3 separate regions of the Homo sapiens genome follow, and regions 1 and 3 are each linked to region 2. A link is a loop called in an ENCODE intact Hi-C map of the cell type or tissue named here. Cell type or tissue: sigmoid colon. All regions are shown on one strand. Links, peaks and the distances in the headings refer to the core of each region. The heading gives the core; the rest is flanking DNA.

What was found. A loop is a pair of places that touch in the nucleus more often than their neighbours do. Peaks named below come from ENCODE experiments on the same cell type or tissue, not always from the same donor. Only the 100,000 strongest peaks of a DNase experiment are listed, where the experiment ranks them.
Region 1: a loop joins it to region 2, with 20 times the contacts of the local background. A loop is called at or near these places in 90 of 110 quality-filtered maps.
Region 3: a loop joins it to region 2, with 7 times the contacts of the local background. A loop is called at or near these places in 31 of 110 quality-filtered maps.

Annotation. Positions count from the first base shown.
Region 1 is chr9:96,314,529-96,321,372 of GRCh38, reverse strand. SLC35D2-HSD17B3 (SLC35D2-HSD17B3 readthrough) reads left to right here. Exons shown (of 26, transcript NR_182427.1): 12 at 32-375; 13 at 6,474-6,844. SLC35D2 (solute carrier family 35 member D2) reads left to right here. Exons shown (of 12, transcript NM_007001.3): 12 at 32-663. The coding sequence ends at 131. Among named protein-coding and RNA genes, the nearest start is that of HSD17B3, 16 kb to the right of the region's middle. In sigmoid colon, for the core only: a CTCF peak has its summit at 3,815 (motif pointing right); a DNase peak (open chromatin) is centred at 3,852.
Region 2 is chr9:96,228,512-96,235,240 of GRCh38, reverse strand. No RefSeq gene overlaps it. Among named protein-coding and RNA genes, the nearest start is that of HSD17B3-AS1, 15 kb to the left of the region's middle. In sigmoid colon, for the core only: a CTCF peak has its summit at 2,639 (motif pointing left); DNase peaks (open chromatin) are centred at 2,150 and 2,420; H3K27ac peaks cover 760 bases.
Region 3 is chr9:96,663,442-96,670,100 of GRCh38, reverse strand. No RefSeq gene overlaps it. Among named protein-coding and RNA genes, the nearest start is that of PRXL2C, 11 kb to the right of the region's middle. RefSeq lists an enhancer at 2,950-3,450. In sigmoid colon, for the core only: CTCF peaks have their summits at 2,906 and 3,107 (motif pointing right); no DNase peak of the experiment used is centred there.

The DNA of each region.
Region 1 (6,844 bases), core at 954-5,953, 85 kb before region 2:
CATTTATTTTCACTTTTTTTTCTCCTTTCAGCATGGCAGGGGGCTTGAGATATTCCTTTTTAACACTGAGCAGCCAGTTAAAACCTAAACCTGTGGGTGAAGAAAACATCTGTTTGGATTTGAAGAGCTAAAGAGTCTGCAGCAGGATTGGAGACTGACTTGTGACTGCGGGCTGGGGGGGCATTCCCAGTAGGAATGTGAAGCCAGAGGTTTCGGATTCGTGACATCCACCCCCTGGGCAAGTGAGAGCATCTGCAAAATGCAAAGAGAACTACCTCATATGCAGGATGAGCCAATGGCAGTCTCAAGAAATGTACTCGGGCGACACCTTACCTGTGGAAAGCAAATCTTTTCAAAATAAGCCACTGGGACTCGGTAGGTGGAGCCCCAGCTGCTCTTCTAGGGACCTATGGGGCCTTCGTGGCATCTCTGTGCTGTGTGCTGGGGAGGAGGTTGATGTAATGGTGACTCTTTTCTGATCAGCACCTTGGCCGTGATTCCCAAGGTCCCAGCCAAAGCAAAGGGCCAGTTGTTTCAGTTTAAACAGACATGTCTTTAGTCTAATAAAATTAGTTAACTGCCAGTAAAGTTATTTGTTAGCTTTGATGAAAGCTATGTTGGTATCTTTCCCTAATCATCAAAGTAAATAAAAAATCATTTCTATGTATGCCTCATCATGTGATATTATTGGAGGCAGAAAACGGTGCCCATCATTCACAATGTAACAGAATGTGTCACCTTGAAGGGACAATTCCAGACTCCTTTATGACTCGAGGTTGGGGAAAGCTACAAAGTAACTCAATGGGAAAAAAAAAATACTCAGGCTTTATCCTGTTAGCTATTTTTTTTTTTTTTTTGAGACAGAGTCTCACTCTATTCCCCATGTTGGAGTGCAGTGGTGCAATCTCGGCTCACTGCAGCCTCTGCCACCCGGGTTCAAGTGATTCTCTTGCTTCAGCCTCCCGAGTAGCTGGGATTACAGGCATCTGCCACCACGCCCTGCTAATTTTTGTATTTTTAGTAGAGACAAGGTTTGGCCTCATGTTGGCCAGGCTAGTCTTGAACTCCTGACCTCAGGTGATCTGCCCACCTTGGCCTCCTAAAGTGCTGGGATCACAGGCGTGAGCCACCGAACCCGGCCAATCCTGTTAGCATTTAAGCGCTCACCTGTTTGTTTCTTCTCATCTCCCTCCAGGTTTGTTCAGGAGCTTTTACCACAGGTGCATTTCCTCACATGCTCACCTACCGCCAACCCCTGGTGTATGGGAAGGAGGCCCAAATGGATAGGGTGCCTTTTCCCTCCCTGCGTGGGAATGGGTGTCCCCACTGGAACTGGAGTGCGGGATAGAGCCACAGTCTGGGAGTCAGGAGCCAGACTAACTAATCTTGTCTCTACTATTAAACTCGGGAGACCTTTCCCAAGTCACTTGGCCCGTTGTGGCCTCTAGTATTTTAATCTGTAAAATTCAACTAGATCTCTAAATCCTTGCAAGCTGCAACTTTCTGAGTTTCGAGAAGCTGAGCCAGATCTGGAGCAGGCCAACACAGGAAGGAATCGTGTGGATTTTTATGTGGCTGGGTGCGGCGGTTCACGCCTGTAATCCCAACACTTTGGGAGGCTGAGGTGGGAAAATCGCTTGAGCCTAGGAGTTTGAGGCCAGCCTGGGTAACATGGCCGAAACATCATCTCTACAAAAAAATTAGCCAGGCATGGTGGCGCACACCTCTGATGCCAGCTACTGGGGAGGCTGAGGTGGGAGGATTGCTTGAGCCTGGGAGGTTGAGGCTGCAGTGAGCTGTGGTCACGCCACTACACTCCAGCCTCAGTGACATGGTGAGACCCTGTCTCAAAAAAAACTTTTTTTTTAAATTGTGGTAAAATACATAACAGACTTTACCATCCTAACCATTTTTAAGTGTATACAGTCCAGTAGGAGTAACCATACTGATTGTGCAACCTACCTCTAGAACTTTTTCATCTTGCAAAACCGAAACTCTGTACCCATGAAACAAGAACTCCCATTTCCCCATCCCTCCGGCCCCTGGCAACCCCCATTCTACTCTCTTTGTGAGTTTGACTATTCAAGATACCTTATATAAGTAGAATCACATAGTTTTTGTGACAGGTTTATTCACTTAGCACCATATCACCGAGGTTCATCCATGTTGTAGCATGCAGAGCATCCTTCCTTACGTCTGAATGTGTGGTGTGGATTTGCCGCATTCTGTTTATCCAGTCATCTGCTGATGGACACTCGGCTTGCTTCCACCATTTGGCTATTATGAACAATGCTGCTATTAATATGGGTGTTCAAATATGTCTTCAAGGCTCTGCTTTCAATTTTTTTAGATATATGCCTAGAAGTGGAATAGCTGGATCCTGTGGTCTTTCTATTTTTAGGTTTTTGAGGACCTGCTATGCTGTTTTCTATAGTGGCTGCACCATTTTACATTCCCGCCATCAAGGGTTCCAATTTCTCCACAACCTCAATAACATTTGTTATTTTCTGTTTCATTTTTACTAGTAGCCATCATAATGGATGTTTTAAAAAATAATTTATTTTTATTTTATTTTGTTTTTAGAGATGGGATCTCACTATGTTGCCCAGGATGGTCTGCAACTCCTGGGCACAAATGATCCTCCTGCCTCAGCCTCTGGAGTAGCTGAGACTACAGGCTCACCTGCCTGGCTGTGTTTTGGTTTTGATTTGTATTTCCCTAATTAATCGATTAGTGGTGTTGAGCATTTTTTCATGTACTTGTTGGCCATTTATTTATCTTCTTAAATAAATGTCTATTCAAGTCCATTGCCCATTTCTTAATCAAATTGTTTGTTTTATTGTTGTTGAGTTGTAGGAGTTCTTTACTGTTTCAATACGCTTTTATATTTAATTTATTTTATTATTATTATTTTTGAGAGAGAGTCTCACTCTGTCTCCCAGGCTGTAGTGCAGTTGCATGATCTCGGCTCACTGCAGTCTCCATCTTCCAGGCTCAAGCGATCCTCCCACCTCAGCCTCCCGAGGAGCTGGGACCACTACTAAAAAATTAGCCTGCCTAATTTTAAATAGTTTTTGTAGAGACAGACTCTTGCCCTGTTGCCCAGGCTGATCTCGAACTCCCAAGTTCAAGTGATTCTCCCACCCTGGCCTCCTAAAGTGTAGGGATTACAGGTGTGAGCCACTGTGCCCAGCCTTCAATGTGCTTTTAAGAGGCTTCTGGAGGGCTGGGCATGGCAATATGGCAAGATCTGTGTCTACAAGCACAAATAGTAAGATAAAATAATTAAAAGGCTTCTGGAGTGTAAACTTGGAGCTCCCAGACTTTTTTTTTTTTTGAGACAACGTCTTGCTCTGTCTCCCAGTCTGGAGTGCAGTGGCATGATCTCGGCTCACTACAATCTCGAACTCCTAGGTTCAAGTGATCTTGTGTCTCAGCCTCCCTCCCAAGTAGCTGGGATCATAGGCGTACGCCACTACGCCTGGCTATTTTTTTTTTTTTTTTGTATTTTTGGTAGCGACTGGGTTTCACCAGTTGGTCAGGTTGGTCTCGAACTCCTGGCCTCAGGTGATCCACCCTCCTCGGCCTCCCAGAGTGCTGGGATTACAGGCTTGAGCCACTGTACCTGGCCATCCAAACTTTTGTTAACTACCTCCTGTTGCATCAACATACTTTTTGAATTCCAGAGACCAAAGATGCTAAGCAAAACAAACAAAAACTAATTTCCTTCTTTCTTCCAATTTTTTAAAAAAATCTTTAATTTTTATTCTTGGAATTCTTAAAGATGTGTTTTAAGACTTTTACACTTGCTTCCACGTGTGGCCAGCAGAGGGCACCCTAAGAGCAGCCCAGCAGCCCTAGGAGCTGGGTTGAAAGTTGAAATGTTTGCTGTACAGCTAAAGAACTTGGGTTTAAGGGAGGAGGGAGGTTGAAGGAAGCTCCAATCAGGCTTTTGAACTAAGGTTAGTTGGGGGTGCTGGAGGTGGAGAAGTGGTATGGAAAGGCTCTGCAAACCCCATCGAGGCTGAAGAAAAAATGTAGGTCCAGTGACCCAGGTCTCCAGATATAATTTTTCCTGGTAAAAACATTGTAAAAACCACTAGTGGATGGGACACAAACATTAGTTTACTTACCTTGATATTTTGCACACCTCTTGCCATGGTACTACAAATAACAGTTACACCATTTGTTAACTTGGACTATTTCTTGCTGTTTTAATACTTTTTTTTTTTTTTGAGAGGGAGTCTTGCTCTGTCTCCCAGGCTGGAATGCAGTGGCGCGATCTCGGCTCACTACAAGCTCCGCCTTCCAGTTTCACACCATTCTCCTGCCTCAGCCTCCCCAGTAGCTGGGACTACAGGCGCCCGCCACTACACCCGGCTAGTTTTTTGTATTTTTAGTAGAGACGGGGTTTCACCATGTTAGCCAGGATGGTCTCGATCTCCTGACCTCATGATCCACCTGCCTTGGCCTCCCAAAGTGCTGGGATTACAGGCGTGAGCCACCACACCTGGCCTGTTTTAATACTTTATATATATATAAAGTATATCTCAAGCATTGGAGCTTTTTCACAGCTGAGGTTGATTAAATAATAGGACCTAGTTTAGAGAAGAGTGAAATATATATTTTTTGTGCCCTCAGGCACACACACAAAAAAGGCACCTCCAGGCCAAAGTCGTCACCAGGATAAGCCCTGAGGCTTTTGTCTGCAATCTGTGGTCCCTTCACCAGAAGTGGCATTGGTAACTTGGGGGCTCTTAGAAATGCAGACTGTCAGGGAACATTCACTGAATCAGAACCTGCATTTATCCCAGGGGATTTGAAAAGCACCAGCCACCCCAGGCTGTTGGTCCAGACCATCTTCCCCCCCTTTTTTTTTTGTTTTTTTGAGATGGAGTCTTGCTGTCTTGCCCAGGCTGGAGTGCAGTGGCATGATCTCTGCCTCCCGGGTTCAAGGGATTCTCCTGCCTCAGCCTCCTGAGTAGCTGGGATTACAGGCACATGCCACCATGCCTGGCTAATTTTTGTATTTTTAGTAGAGATGGGGTTTCACCATGTTGGCCAGGCTGGTCTTGAACTCCTGACCTCAAATGATCCACCTGCCTCAGCCTCCCAAAGTGCTGAGATTACAGTTGTGAGCCACCATGCCCAGCCTGGGCCATCCTTTAAGTAGTAGGGATTCTTAACCTGGAGTTCATGGACAAGATTTAGTGAGCTGGTGCACACAGCTAGGGAAAGAATACATCCGGATTTTCCCTAACCTCTAACCAACATTTAGCATTTCTTTCCATTTGAATGTAGGAGAAACCACAGTAGTATTAGCTGTACCTGTAACTTTGTTACCAATAGAATTAAAGATATTTGCATATTGCATTATGGGTTTCACAGAAAAACCATTTATACCCTACTTGTCATTTACTAGTTGTTAGACCCTCCATTGGTTCTTGTTATTTAATATGTTCATAAAGAGGCATATTTTCAGTACATCACATTAAAAATAGTGTGTATCTGGTTTTTGGTAATTGGTTTCCGTTATAATTCTATGTATTTAATTTTGTGCATTTAAAAATATTATTCAAAGAAGGAGGCTGTGACTAGACTGCCATTGTGGTCCATGGCATAAAAGAAAAATAAGGATCTAGCCAGGTGCGGTGGCTCACACCTGTAATCCCAGCACTTTGGGAGGCCGAGGCGGGTGGATCACAAGGTCAGGAGATGGAGACCATCCCGGCTAACATGGTGAAACCCCGTCACTACTAAAAATACAAAAAATTAGCTGGGCGTGGTGGCAGGCACCTGTAGTCCCAGCTACTCGGGAGGCTGAGGCAGGAGAATGGTGTGAACCTGCAAGGCAGAGCTTGCAGTGAGCTGAGATCGCGCCACTGCACTCCAGCCTGGGCAACAGAGCGAGACTCCGTCTCAAAAAAAAAAAAAAAAAGTCTGTGAAGGCCGGGCACAGTAGCTCATATCTGTAATCCTAGCATTTTGGAAGGCCAAAGCAGGCGGATGGATTGCTTGAACCCAGGAGTTTGAGAACAGCCTGGGCAACACAGTGAGACCACCATCTCTACCATAAAGTACAAACATTAGCCAGGCATGGTGGCGCATGCCTGTAGTCCCACCTACTTAGGAGGCTGAGGTGGGAGGATAGCTTGACCTTGGGAGGTTGAGGCTGCAGTGAGCCATGATTGCACCACTGCACTTCAGCCTGGGTGACAAAGGAAGACCTTGTCTTTAAAGAAAAAGTCTATGAAAAGGTCAGATGGCAGCGTGAGGAGTCCTGTGGACTCATTCTTCTGTGAAACAAGCAAAGCTGGCAAAAACTATAAAAAGAGAAGTAATTACAGTCTCCAGACATTATAAGGGCAAATGAGGAAACATTGATTCAGGTAAACCTACTAACACTTGGTAAGAACGATAGGCAGCCGTGGCATTTGAGAATTGACCCCACTCCTCTCTTTTCCTTCTCCCAGCTCGACTTGGTGGAAGTTCTGCCTCAGGTGGGCATAGCCAAAAAGGGGTCATTCTCTTCTCGGTTCCTGGGGAATTGGATCCAACTGGGAGAAGACCACCTGAATTCTCATCCCATCTAAGTTGAAGATGCTATTTTTTAAAAATTTAATTTGTAATTTTAAGTTCTGGGATACATGTGCAGGATGTGCAGGTTTGTTACATAGGTAAATGTGTGCCCTGGTGGTTTGCTGCACCTATCAACCTATCACCTAGGTATTAAGCCCCACATGCATTAGCTATTTATCCTGATGCTCCCTCTCCCGCACCCCCCTAACAGGCCCCAGTGTGTGTTGTTCCCCTCCCTGTGTCCATGTATTCTCATTGTTCAGCT
Region 2 (6,729 bases), core at 57-5,056:
CTGTTCTCAAACAGGGTTCCTGAAAGACCCAGGAAATTGGTGTGAACCCAAAAGTGTCTGAGACAGATCTCAATCATTTAGAAAGTTTATTTTGCCAAGGTTAAGGACGTGCACCTGGGAGGCAAGTTTGTGCCTTTCTCCAATGATGATTTTGAAGGCTTCAATATTTAAAGGGAGAATATTGGGGAAAGAGGAAGAAATTTTGCAAAGGTATGGGCAGATAAGAGACAAGCGGTTGCATTCTTTTGAGTCTTTGATCAGCCTTTCACCAAATACACAATTCACATGTGGGAGGGGGTAGAGGAATAGTCACTTATGCCTTGTCTAGCTCAGTGACTCTGCTTTTTTACATCAGAGGAAGCAATCAGATGTGTACTTGTCTCAGGTGAGCAGAGAGATGACTTTGAGTTTTGTCCTTTCTCTCCGTCCTGTGAAGACAAGTGATCAATTTACATTGTCAGGATAAAATTCCACAGAACCATTTTAGGGTAAAGATCTTGGGACACACAAGGAATTTCTTAGTGGGCAAATTGCAAAGGAGGTCTGTAGCTTTTTTTCTTTGTAGTCATCTTATTTAGGAATAAAATGGGAGGCAGGTTTACCTGATGCAGCTCCCAGCTTGACTTGTCCCATTGGCTTAGGGATTTTGGGGTCCCAAGATTTATTTATCTTTCACATTGAACAGAGGAAGACGTCAGGCAACAGTTACATCAGGCCAGTTTCTGGTCTCCTCCCGACCCACATCAATGAATGCAACACCAGCTTTATCTATTTTATTTATATTTGAGGTTCTATATAAGATTGTTGGTAAAAACAAAAACAGGATAGGATACTCAAAATGTTTAAAAAACCCTTGCTCTAATGCAGGAGTTGGTAACTAGAAATGAGGTTTCTGAGGGTCTCCAACTCTTGGGGTGCTGGGGACACATGGAGTGATGTGTCCAGCCCTAGGTCTAGAATTATCTGAAGGACTGCATCCTTACTTGTCCGGAGATTGAGGGAGTTGTTGGCTGGGACCCCAGCAGGGGCTGTCACATGAAGCCCCTATACATGGCCTCTCTGAGTGGCTGCTTGGTCTTCCTCGAAGCATGGTGGCTGCCTTCCAAGAATGAGCATCCCAAAGAAAATTGGGAGGAAGCTGTACTGTCCTGTATGACTTACCCCTGGAAGTCACGTGGTATTGTGCCCAAGCCCTCCCAGATTCAATGGGAGAAGATGCAAAACCTGCCATGGGAAGAGCATCCGATGGAATGGTGGATATTGTCATGCTCATCTCTAGAAAATGTGTTCTCCATTCATCCATCTTAGTGTAAGTGTTTGTCCTAAGTTTAGTGTAAGTAGGATGAATTACTTGGCCTTTCCACTGGCACTAGAGCGACTTATAAAAGTGTAGACACTGTGTTTCTAGAACCTTCCAATCAAACCCTGGTGAATTGGCCTTTCAGGAACAACTTCTACAACCAGCACCTTAGGTAAGAACAGAGACACACTTCAGCTTAAATGGCCTGGGGCAGATATTTAGAGGTAAGTTTTAGATGTGTGATACGGGTTTTCTAGTGTAATAATCCTAGGTTGATTTGCACGGTTGTCCAACAAGCTTCTTGAGGGTTCTTAAAGTAAGAGAGAATTTCCTAACAGTAAAGGCCCCAAGACGTTGAACTGACTTCTTACGAAATGAGGGCAGAAAAACTCCATATTTTAAGATCTTTATCCTCATCATCATTAGTAGTAGATAATAGCTATCATTCATTGAACACTAATTGTAGTCAGGGACTATGTAAAGCCTCATAACAACTGAAGAAGTAGGTACTATTAGTATTGCCTTCATTTTACAGATGAGGAAACTGAGGCAGAGAAAACTTAACTCATGTGTGTGGGTTCACTTGACCAGTGAGTGGCAGAGCTGGCGTTTCCCGCACACCTTGGCTAAAGCAGAACAGTAGAGCCCTACGTCTGGGCTAAGTTTATTTAATCGAAATTAATGGCAAGGGGTGAATGCCGTGCCCTCAAATCTGTATATTTCACTCTCACATGTTGTGGAGGCAACAGGAGGGAGCCAGGCTTCAGCAGCCAGGCCCATATGTCTGGATTTCAACACTGACCACTTTCCAAATTTACTATCCTCTGGGAATCATTCAGGAACAGGGAGGCCTGCCAAGTTTCACTGACCTTTTGTTTCTGCGGAAAAGTGCTGGGCTCTTGTTTCTCGCCTGATTCTCTTATCTTTGGAGGGCTTGGGACCCCAGGGCCCAGCATCAGAAGCCGGCCGTTTTGATAGACGTGTTCCCTCTGCGTCCTTGCAGCCTTCCATCTGTGCTACCTCCCAGGAAGCCGAAGGCCGCAGAGTCCCTTTCGGATGGCACTGGGAGCAGGAAAATGAGGTGATTATGGGCTGCTGCTCCAAGAAGTATTGGCAGCTGTTGCTGGGGCGGCTCCCTGGGGTGTCATCCCTTTCTTGCTCTTGTGGATGGGAACCAGAGCACCCCACTTCAAAGACTCTGTAAGCCAGGGCTTACCAGAGAAAGCTGAAGAGTCTAGGGCCAATTTTAATCAGTTTCTTGTGCTTCTCATGCCAAAAGAGATGATTGTCCTCACTATAGTTCATCCTATAGTGCGGCGGGCCTGACTCGCTACTGCCCTCTAATGTTCTGGGAGAGAAGCTGTTGGGTCTTTCCTACCTAATCTGGTAGAAATGTTAGAACAGAGGCTAATTTGGGGAAATAAATCTCTCAATTTTTTTGAGTTGCTTTGTGTGTGTGCGCGCGCGCATGTGTGTGTGTAAGGGGCAGGGTCTCTAAGAAAGAAAGAAAAGGAGGCGAGAGGAGGAAAGAACCTGTTTCAGTTTCACAGGCTCTGGCAAGGTGACTGAGGAAGCGCCAAGCCCCTTAGCCTCTTTGGGCTCTGGTTACCTCATCAGTAACATTAGAAGGTTTTATACATGATTTATCCTTTTTTATTCAGCTCTTATAGTCTATAAATCTCCAGTAAGTTGTGGAAATAAACTGTCTTTTAAAAATCTTTAAAAAACCATTTTCCGGCCGGGCGCGGTGGCTCACGCCTATAATCCCAGCACTTTGGGAGGCCGAGGCGGGTGGATCACGAGGTCAGGAGATCGAGACCATCCCGGCTAAAACGGTGAAACCCCGTCTCTACTAAAAATACAAAACATTAGCCGGGCGTAGTGGCGGGCGCCTGTAGTCCCAGCTACTTGGGAGGCTGAGGCAGGAGAATGGCGTGAACCCGGGAGGCGGAGCTTGCAGTGAGCCGAGATCCCGCCACTGCACTCCAGCCTGGGCGACAGAGCGAGACTCCGTCTCAAAAAAAAAACAAAACAAACAAACAAACAAAAAAAACAAAAAAAAAACCATTTTCCTAATTAGATATACAGTGTAGAAAATAGAAAAACTACAGAAAAAGATCAGAAAATAAAAATCCCAGCATTATCCCACCATCCAGAATGAACCACTCTTCACTGATTGTGAATTTCCTTTTATAATTTTCATGTGTGTGTTTTGTGTGTGTGCTTGTGAATCTAAGGGTAGATTTTATATCTGCCTTTCCTCTTAAGATTAAAGCATATTTCCTCGTGATAGTAGCTATTCCAAAGATGATTTATAATGTTTGCTTAATATTTGTTCATAGTACTGAACATAATTTATTTTACCATCCCTTTTTTATGTGCATCTAGGTGTTTTCTGATTTTAAAAATCTTATAGGCTGGGCACAGTGGCTCACACCTGTAATCCCATCACTTTGGGAGGCCAAGGCAGGATAATTGCTTGAGCCCAGGCATTTGAGACCAGCCTGAGACATAGTGAGACCCCTTCTCTACAACAAATTAAAAAATTAGCCAGGTGTGGTGGTGCACACCTGTGGTCCCAGCTACCTGGGAGGCTCAGGCTAGAGGATCTCTCTTGAGCCCAGGAAATGGAGGCTGCATGAGCTGAGATCACGTCACTCCAGTCTGAGCAACAGAGTGAGACCCTGTCTCAAAAAACGAACAAACAAACAAACAACCCCACAAAACCTTATAACAACATCCATCCTTGTATGTGCATTTTCTTGTTGTGATGTTTCAACTTCTTTTTATACTTTAATTCACATACTATATGATTCACCCATTTAAAGTATACAATTCAGTTGTTTTTAGTATAGTCACAGAGTTGTGTAACCATAATCACAATCAACTTTAGAACAATTTTAGAATATTTTCATCACCCACATGGAAACACAATAGCCATTAGCAGTCACTCCACGTTCCATACCCGAACCCCCCACCCTTAGGTAACCATTGATGTATTTTCTGTCTCCATTGACTTGCTTATTCTGGACTTTTATTTTATTTATTTATTTATTTATTTATTGAGATGGAGTCTCACTCTGTCGCCCAGGCTGGAGTGCAATGGTGCAATCTCAGTTCACTGCAACCTCCACCTCCTGGGTTCGAATGATTCTCCTGCCTCAGCCTCCCAAGTAGCTGGGATTACAGGAGTGCGCCACCATGCCCGGCCAATTTTTTTGTATTTTTGGTAGAGACAGGATTTCACCATGTTGGCCAGGCTGTTCTTGAGCCCCTGACCTCAGGTGATCTGCCTGCCTCAGCCTCCCTAGGTGCTGGGATTACAGGCATGAACCACCAGGCCTGGCCGTATTCTGGACTTTTAATGTAACGAATATAACATGTGGATTTCTGTTTTTGGCTTTTTCCACTTAACACCATGTTTTCAAGGTTCATCCATGTTGTAGCATGTATTAGTACTTCAGTCCTTTTTTATTGCTGAATAATATTCTATTGTATGAATAGACCACATTTTATTTCTTAGTTCATCAGTTGATGGACATTTAGATGGTTTCCACTTTTTGGCTATTGTAAAGAATGCTGCTATAAACATTTGGTACAAGTTTTTGTGCAGATATATGTTTTCATTTCTCTCGGTTATTTACCTAGGAGTAGAATCGCTGGGTCATGTGGTCACTCTGTGTTTAACCTTTTGAGGAAATGCTTCACTTTTCCAAAGTGGCTGAACCATTTTACATTATCACCAGCAGAGGGTGAGGGTTCCAGGTTCTCTATATCCTCACCAGTACTTGTTCTTTTTCTGTCTTTTTGGTGATAACTATACTAGTGGGTATATGAAGTGGTATCTCATTATGGTTTTCATTTTCATTTCCCTGACAGCTAATGATTTGAGCATCTTTCATGGGTTTATTGGCCATTTGTATATATTCTTTGGAGAAATGTATACTCAGATGCTTGATTCATTTTTAAAATGAGGTTGTTTGTCTTTTAATTGTTGCTGTGTGTGCATTACCAATTATTTCCCCAGAGTAGGATTCCTGGATAAAAAGTTTAATTTTTTTTTTTTTTTTGAGGCAGAATCTCACTGTTGTTGCCTGACGTAGAGTGCAATGGCACAATTTCGGCTCACTGCAACGGCACAATTTCGGCTCACTGCAACCTCCTGGGTTCAAGCAATTTTTCTGCCTCAGCCTCTCGAGAAGCTGGGATTACAGGTGCCTGCCACCATGACTGGCTAATTTTTGTATTTTTAGTAGAGATGGGGTTTCACCATGTTGGCCAGGCTGGTCTTGAACTCCTGACCTCAGGTGTTCCACCTGCTGTGGCTTCCCAAAATGCTGGGATTACAGGGGTCAGCCAGCACGCCCGGCCAAAAAGTCTAAATATTTTTAAGGCTCTTTATATTTATTACCAAGTGATTTCTAGAAAAGTTGTATAAATATACACCTCCATCTTAGCAGTGGTTCTCAACTGGGGAACGATTTTGTCCCCTAGAAGACATTTTGCATTTTTCGCAAAAATGTCTGGCAACGTTTTTGGTTGTCACAACTCAGGGAAGGAGAATGCTGCTGGCATCTCTCATTGATAGAGGCCAGCGATGCTTCGGAACATCCGACAGGGCACAGCACTGCCCCTACCCCCAACCAACACAGAATTATCTGGACCCAAATGTCAGTATTGCCAATGTTGAGAAACTTGACCTGCAGTTAATGGGGGTACCCATCTCAATATTCCATTGTTTTCATCCAACCATTCTTTCTTTTAGAATTATGTTAAATCCTACCTGGCCAATGATTACCATTATACTATTGAATTATTCTCCTTTGGACCAGTATGTCTTCTATCACTAAAAGCTGGAGTGTGAGATATTCAACTCACTCCCACAAGTATTTGTTAAAGCCCACTGTGGGTTATTTATCGCTAGAAACAGAGCAGGGTGCAGAAAATCAACAAGACAGTAACTCGAGGGCTGTAATGATAGTGATGAGTTATTACTATCTTCAATAGCTAATATATGTTAGACACATGTGCACGTCCACTCATCACTGCACACCATGAAGTAGGTATTTCATTGGTTAGATTTGAGTGCAGTTGCGGACTTATAGTTGTGTAGTGGAAACTTCAGCAGTGGTTTATGAAATGAGGATGTTTATTTCTTTTTTACATAAAAATCCATAGGTAGGGAGTCCAGGGCAGGAATGGCAGCTCTGTTCCAGGAAGGTTTTAGGGCCCCTGCCTACTTGCCACTTCTCTGTTCCTATGGTGTCCAAGATAGTGGTGGCTACATCTCCAGTCAGCACATCCACATTCAAGACAATAAGATATTGTCTTGATGATGATTCAAGACAACAAGATGGAAAAAAGGGATGATGAAAGAGAAGCAAAGAGGGTATGCCTGTTTTATTTTAAAGAAGATTCCTAGAAGCTGT
Region 3 (6,659 bases), core at 4-5,003, 430 kb before region 2:
ATCACTCATGCTATTGTTTGTGGTTTAAGAACGCCTTTAAGCGGTTTTCTGCCCTGGGTGGTCCAGGTGTTCCTTGCCCTCATTCCAGTAAACCCACAACCTTCCAGCGTGGGCATCATGGCCATAACGAACATGTCACAGTGCTGCAGAGATTTTGTTTATGGCCAGTTTTGGGGCCAGTTTATGGCCACATTTTGGGGGCCTGTTCCCAACATTGCAGTTGTGATTAAGTTAAGGATTTTGAGATGGGGAGGTTAGCCTGGGTTATCCAGGTGGACCCAAGGTAATCACTAAGTTTTTTTTTTTTTGAGATGGAGTCTCGCTCTGTCACCCAGGCTGGAGTGCAGTGGCGCAATCTCGGCTCACTGCAAGCTCCGCCTCCTGGGTTCACGCCATTCTCCTGCCTCAGCCTTCTGAGTAGCTGGGACTACAGGTGCCCGCCACTAGGCCGGCTAATTTTTTGTATTTTTAGTAGAGATGGGGTTTCACCGTGTTAGCCAGGATGGTCTCGATCTCCTGACCTCATGATCCACCCATCTAGGCCTCCCAAAGTGCTGGGATTACAGGCATGAGCCACCACGCCTAGCCTGTAATCACAAAGATCTTTATAAAAGAAGGCAGGAGATCACAGTGAATAGTAGGAGATGTGACAATGATGGAAGCAAACATTGTAGTGATGTAGGGAAGAAGTCACAAACCGAGGAATGCAGGTAGCCACTAGAAACTGAAAAAGCAAGAAAATCGATTCTCCCCTCATAGCTCCTGGGGCGCCGGCCCCGCCAACACCTGGACTTTAGCCAAATGAAACTGATTGCAGACTTCTGACCTCCAGAACTCTAAGAACAAATTTGTGTTGTTTTAAACCACTGAGTTTGTGTAGTTTGTTGCAACAGCAATCGGACGTTAATACCCTATCTTTGAGGAGGAACAGAACTGAACAAAGCTTCACCAAACTGAAAGGAAGCTCAGGGCCCTGTGCGGGCGTTTGAGTGAGAGCGCTTGGAGACTCCGCGCCTCCTCCCTCAAACATGGTCCCTCAGCGTAGATGGCACCACACGGCACGCAGTGGCGGGGGTTGGCAGGGAGGGAATCTCCCCCCTTTGGCAGGAATTAATTGGGCTTCTTAGATGCGTAAGGAACAGTCACACTCAGGTGATGGTACATCAGAGTACATGTGGATGGGAGGAGGCATCAGAAGTTCATTCAAGGCCGAGCACAGTGGCTCACGCCTGTAATCCCAACACTTTGGGAGGCTGAGGCGAGTGGATCAGTTGAGGTCAGGAGTTTGAGGCCAGCCTGGCCAACGAGGTGAAACTCCATCTCTGCTAAAAATACAAAAATTAGCTGGACGTGGTGGCACATGCCTGTAATCCCAGCTACTCGGGAGGCTGAGGCAGGAGAATCACTTGAACCTGGGAGGTAGAGGTTGCAGTGAGCTGAGATCATGCCATTGCACTCCAGCTTGGGCAATAAAGTGAGACTCAGTCTCAAAAAAAAAAAAATTCATTCAATCAAATAACTCAGCAGCCACTCAGATTAGTACTTTGTGAAGATATTCAGGAGACATTGCAGGAAACATGAACCATCGTTGTTTGACCCATGACCTGCCCTTTATGGGAGAACCTGTACTTGCCATAAATAGAACCTATATTTTCCAAGAGTTCTAGGAGATGGGATTGGGTCCATTTTCTGGCTTCCCAGGCAGAGCACTCTTATGGGGCAGTGGTTTATCCCCAAGCAACCCCTCAGAATCACTTGACACAGGGCTGCCTTTGAATCCAGCTCAGTCCCCAGCCAGGGCAGCAGGACTGGTTTTGTCGAATGTCCAGGGCAGGAGTGAGCCATTTGGGCAGGCATTCCTTGGAAGAGCACATGGTCGGAGTGTGCCTTGAGAGCCTCACGACACCACTCCAGAACAAGGAGTAAGAATGGAATTGGAACATAGGAAGAGACAGATGGCAGAAGTGTTTACCCTCCCTTTATTCGTTAAATGCAGTGTCTGGTGTCACTCATATACTACCCACTGTTCCTGTGCTCTACCTGAAGGCAAGATCTTTAAAAGGCTGAATGAATGACCTTGGCCCCTCAGCTTCATGTGCTTCCTGGGGGTGCACCAGAGCAGGGTTGCCCACGACTGGCAGCCCAGCATCTGTGAGCCCTGCTTGCTGACCATTCCAAGGGAGGGAAATGTTTCCATTGTCTCTTTTATTGCTCCACTCACGACATCCCATCTCAAGCTGCTTTTGGTTTGCTTGGGATATTTTCTCCAGGTGAAGTTCAGGCCCTCAGTTCCCTCTCACAGTTCCTCAACTGTGCTTTGTTTACCTGATGGTTCTTCTTCCTCCTTCAAACCTTAGTCATCACAGCAACAAATAAAGCAAAAGTAGCAGGGATTTTCTGGTGAGCCCAGTGTGCTGGGGCACCCCCATAAATTAGAGCTAATTTTACACTGGCCTGTCTGGGTCCCCGCAAACCTTTCAGTTTGGCCTCCAGTTACTCTCCTCAGAGGCCAGAGGGAGCCCTTTGGCCTTCAATGTCCCATGCTGCAGGGAATTTTGACTCCTGCAGGGAATCCCAGTGGCCACCTGGATGTGCTGGATGGGATGACCCCAGCTCCAGCTGCCTTGGCTGTGGAGAATCAGAGTTCAAACCACTTAGAGTCTGCGGTTACTACTTCCAGCAGGCCAAGATGGACACCATAGCCCTGGTATAAACTTCTAGTCTTATACAGCTCCACAAGGCACTGATACCTTCTTTAATAAATGTTGGGCCGGGCGTGGTGGTTCACGCCCATAATCCCAGCACTTTGGGAGACTGAGGCAGGCAGATCACGAGGTCAGGAGTTCGAGACCAGCCTGATCAACATGGCGAAACCCCCTCTCTACTAAAAATACAAAAATTAGCTGGTCGTGTTGGCAGGCACCTGTAATCCCAGCTACTCAGGAGGCTGAGGCAGGAGAATCGCTTGAACCCGGGAGGCGGAGGTTGCAGTGAGCCGAGATCACACCACTGCACTCCAGCCTGGGCAACAAGAGTGAGACTCCATCTCAAAAAAATAAATAAATAAATAAAAATAAATGTTTAATACTGCCACCTTCAAACTGACCACAAGAAGGTGCTGTTCCTCCAATCATGCACAGAAAGGTCTCTGGTTTCTTAGAAAACCCAGTGACACAGCTGAAACTGAGCTGAGACCTACAAATGGGGATTTACTAAAATCTGAGAAAAGGAAAGGAAAATAAATCTTGAGACTTTCACAACCCAGTTAATCTGGTGTATAGGTCAGTTTTCTCACCGTCAGCTCACACCTGACCACAAGGAGGCCTCTGGTCCTAGTTCCAGGGCTGTGCTCTCAGAAGGGACCATCTTTTTTTTTTTTTTTCAGATGGAGTCTCGCTCTCGCCCAGGCTGGAGTGCAGTGGCGCAATCTTGGTTCAGTGCAAGCTCCGCCTCCTGGGTTCACGCCATTCTCCTGCCTCAGCCTCCCGAGTAGCTGGGACTACAGGCGCCCGCCACCACGCCCGGCTAATTTTTTGTATTTTTAGTAGAGATGGGGGTTTCACCGTGTTAGCCAGGATGGTCTCGACCTCCTGACCTTGTGATCCGCCTGCCTTGGCCTCCCAAAGTGCTGGGATTATAGGAGTGAGCCACCACGCCCGGCCCAGAGGGGACCATCTTTACCCTCACCACCAAGGAACTTCTTGGGGGGACACCTCTACCCCTAATGTCTAGCCCCAAGAAAGGGGGGAAAAGAGAGGTTGACACATCCCTTCTCCAGTTTACTATTAGGAAGAACGTCCTCCCAAGACTAAAAGACCCAGCTCACTCTCAGTAACTAACAGCAGCAGCCATGCTCCCTAAAGATTCTGCCTCACCTGGCAAGGCCTCACTCCTCTAGTGTGGTCTCCAAAGTCCCAGAATATTGCTGGGATATTCTGGAATATTCCTGTCAGAGCATATGTAACTGGACAGGCACCAACTCTCACAAACTCCCTTTGAAGCCCAGTACTCAGTTCTCATCTTCCCATCTCCCTTCTCAAAAAGGTTTCCTGTCTGAGGATCACAATCTTCCCGGGGTCAGCCCCGAACACATTTCCCTGCCTCAGCATTTCTCATGGTGGGTAAGGAGGACCGCAGATCGTTCAGCCTGGCGAGCCACACCACTCTGAGCAAATAGGGTTTTCAAGAGGTAAGCAGGTGTGCCAGTGAGAAATGTTTATTACTAGAATCTGGCCTGGGGTGACAGAGGTACACATGATAGTCAGAATCATATTGTCCAGGGATAACGAGTCTATCAGGCTCTCTACCATATTGCTATCAGATCTGAGTGAAGATGTTTGATAATATTATATGTTTGCCAAGATGGGAATGACCACCAGAACTAAGAAAGGAGGTCTCCTCAAGAATCCTCTTTTGGATTTCCTTCTCCTACTGAAAACAAAGTGCAAATGAGCTCCCAAAGTCCTCTTATTAGGCAGGTGAAGTGGCTCATGTTTGTAATCCCAGTGCTTCGGGATGCCAGGGTGAGAGGACTGCTTGAAGCCTGAAGTTCAAGACCAACCTGGGCAATAGAGTGAGACTCCATTTCTACAAATAAAATAAAAAATTAGCCAGGCATGATGGTGCACACCTATAGTCTCAGCTACTTGGGAGGCTGAGGTGGGAGGATCACTTGAGCCCAGGAGTCTGAGGCTGCAGTGAGCAATGATCACATCACTGCACTCCAGCCTAGGTGACAGGGCGAGACCCTATCTCTAAAAGTAAATAAAATAAAAATAAAGCAGCCACAAAAAAAGAATAAAACCATGTCCTTTGCAACAATATTGGTGGAGCTGGAGGCCATCATCCTAAGTAAATCAACTCAAACAAAATCAAATACTGCATGTGTTCTTACTTATACTTAGTGAGCTTAAACTTACAAGGGAGCTAAAGTGTAAGTAGAAACTTATAAGTGAGCTAAACAACGGGTACACATGGACATAAAGATGGGAATAATAGACACTGGGACTCCAAAAGCAGGGAAAGTGGGCGGGGATCAAGGGCTGAAAAATCACTTATCAGGTCCACTGTTCACTATTTGGGTAATGGGTTTACTAGAAGACCAGTCTCCACCAGTACACAATGTACCTGTGCAACAAACATGCACATGATCCCCTCAGTTGAAAATAAAATAAAATTTAAATAAAGTCTGGGCATGGTGGCTCATGACTGTAATCCCAGCACTTTGGGAGGCTGAGGTGGGTGGATCACCTGAGGTCAGGAGTTCGAGGCCAGCCTGGCTAACATAGTGAAATCCCATCTCTACTAAAAATACAAAAATTAGCCAGGAGTGGTGGCAGGCACCTGTAGTCCCAGCTACTCCAGAGGCTGAGGCAGGAGAATCGCTTGAGCCCAGGAGGCAGAGGTTGCAATGAGCCAAAATTGTGCCACTGCACTCCAGCCTGGGTGACAGAGCAGTCCACCTCAAAAAATAAAATAAAATAAAAAATTTAAAAAAGTTTAGGTCCTCCTATTTATAATGTATACAAGCAGTACCACCCAGTATATGCCTCTTGTGACTTCTCCAATAAAATCCTTTATTTGTACAATATTTGCCAGTTCTTCTAGATAAAAAAATGATTCTTTATAATTTGCTTTTTGTCTTATTTAAAGAGCCAATCTGATGTATGAAATATAATGAGAATTCTAATTCATTTTTTTCTGACCTGCCAGGATAGTTCACAAAAATTCATGCACTATTGGGTTTCATTTCACTTTTAAGCCATTTCTAGATGTTTATTTTCAACAACAAACAGAAGAGATAGCAAGTGGTGACTTCACTTTGTCCTAACGTATCAGGTATCTTCAGGAGGAACTCAGTCATAGGTGCTGGGGTTACGGAGAACAATGTATACGACAGGATCTCCTTGAGCTCTAGGGGACCAAAGTCACCATTATCCATAGAATCAGTATAATTTCTGCAGTTAGGGCCGGGCGCGGTGGCTCACGCCTGTAATCCCAGCACTTTGGGAGGCGGAGGCGGGCGGATCACGGGGTCAGGAGATGGAGACCATCCTGGCTAACACGGTGAAACCTCGTCTCAACTAAAAAATACAAAAAAATAAATAAATAAATTAGCCGGGAGCGGTGGCTGGCGCCTGTGGTCCCAGCTACTCGGGAGGCTGAGGCAAGAGAATAGCGGGAACCGGGGAGGCGGAGCCTGCAGTGAGTGGAGATAGCGCCACTGCAGTCCGGTCTGGGCCAAAGAGCGAGACTCGTCTCAAAAAAAAAAAAAAAAATCTGCAGTTAGTTAAAACACTTGGTTACAAGTAGGAGAACAGCATAAAATCAACTTAAAGTCAAAGAGGGAAATTTGTTATCAGCATTTAAAGGTGACTCACAGAACCAGAGGCAGAGATGCAGCCAGGGCTCAGTAATGGACTGGAAGCAAAGACTCTGCTGCATTGGGAATCTTTCTCCTTCAGGGACTCTTCATGTGTGCTTTGCTCTTCTTCCTTTCTTAGCAGGCTGGATTTCTGTGTTCCCCAGGCAATGTAGCAAAATGCGTATACTACCAAATCATGAGTTTACATCTGTCCTGTTTACGAGTCAGCCAGAGTGAGGCTGGAAAGAGGGAGTGGGAGACCGAGAACCAGCCCAGTAGGTCAGGTTCCCTACAG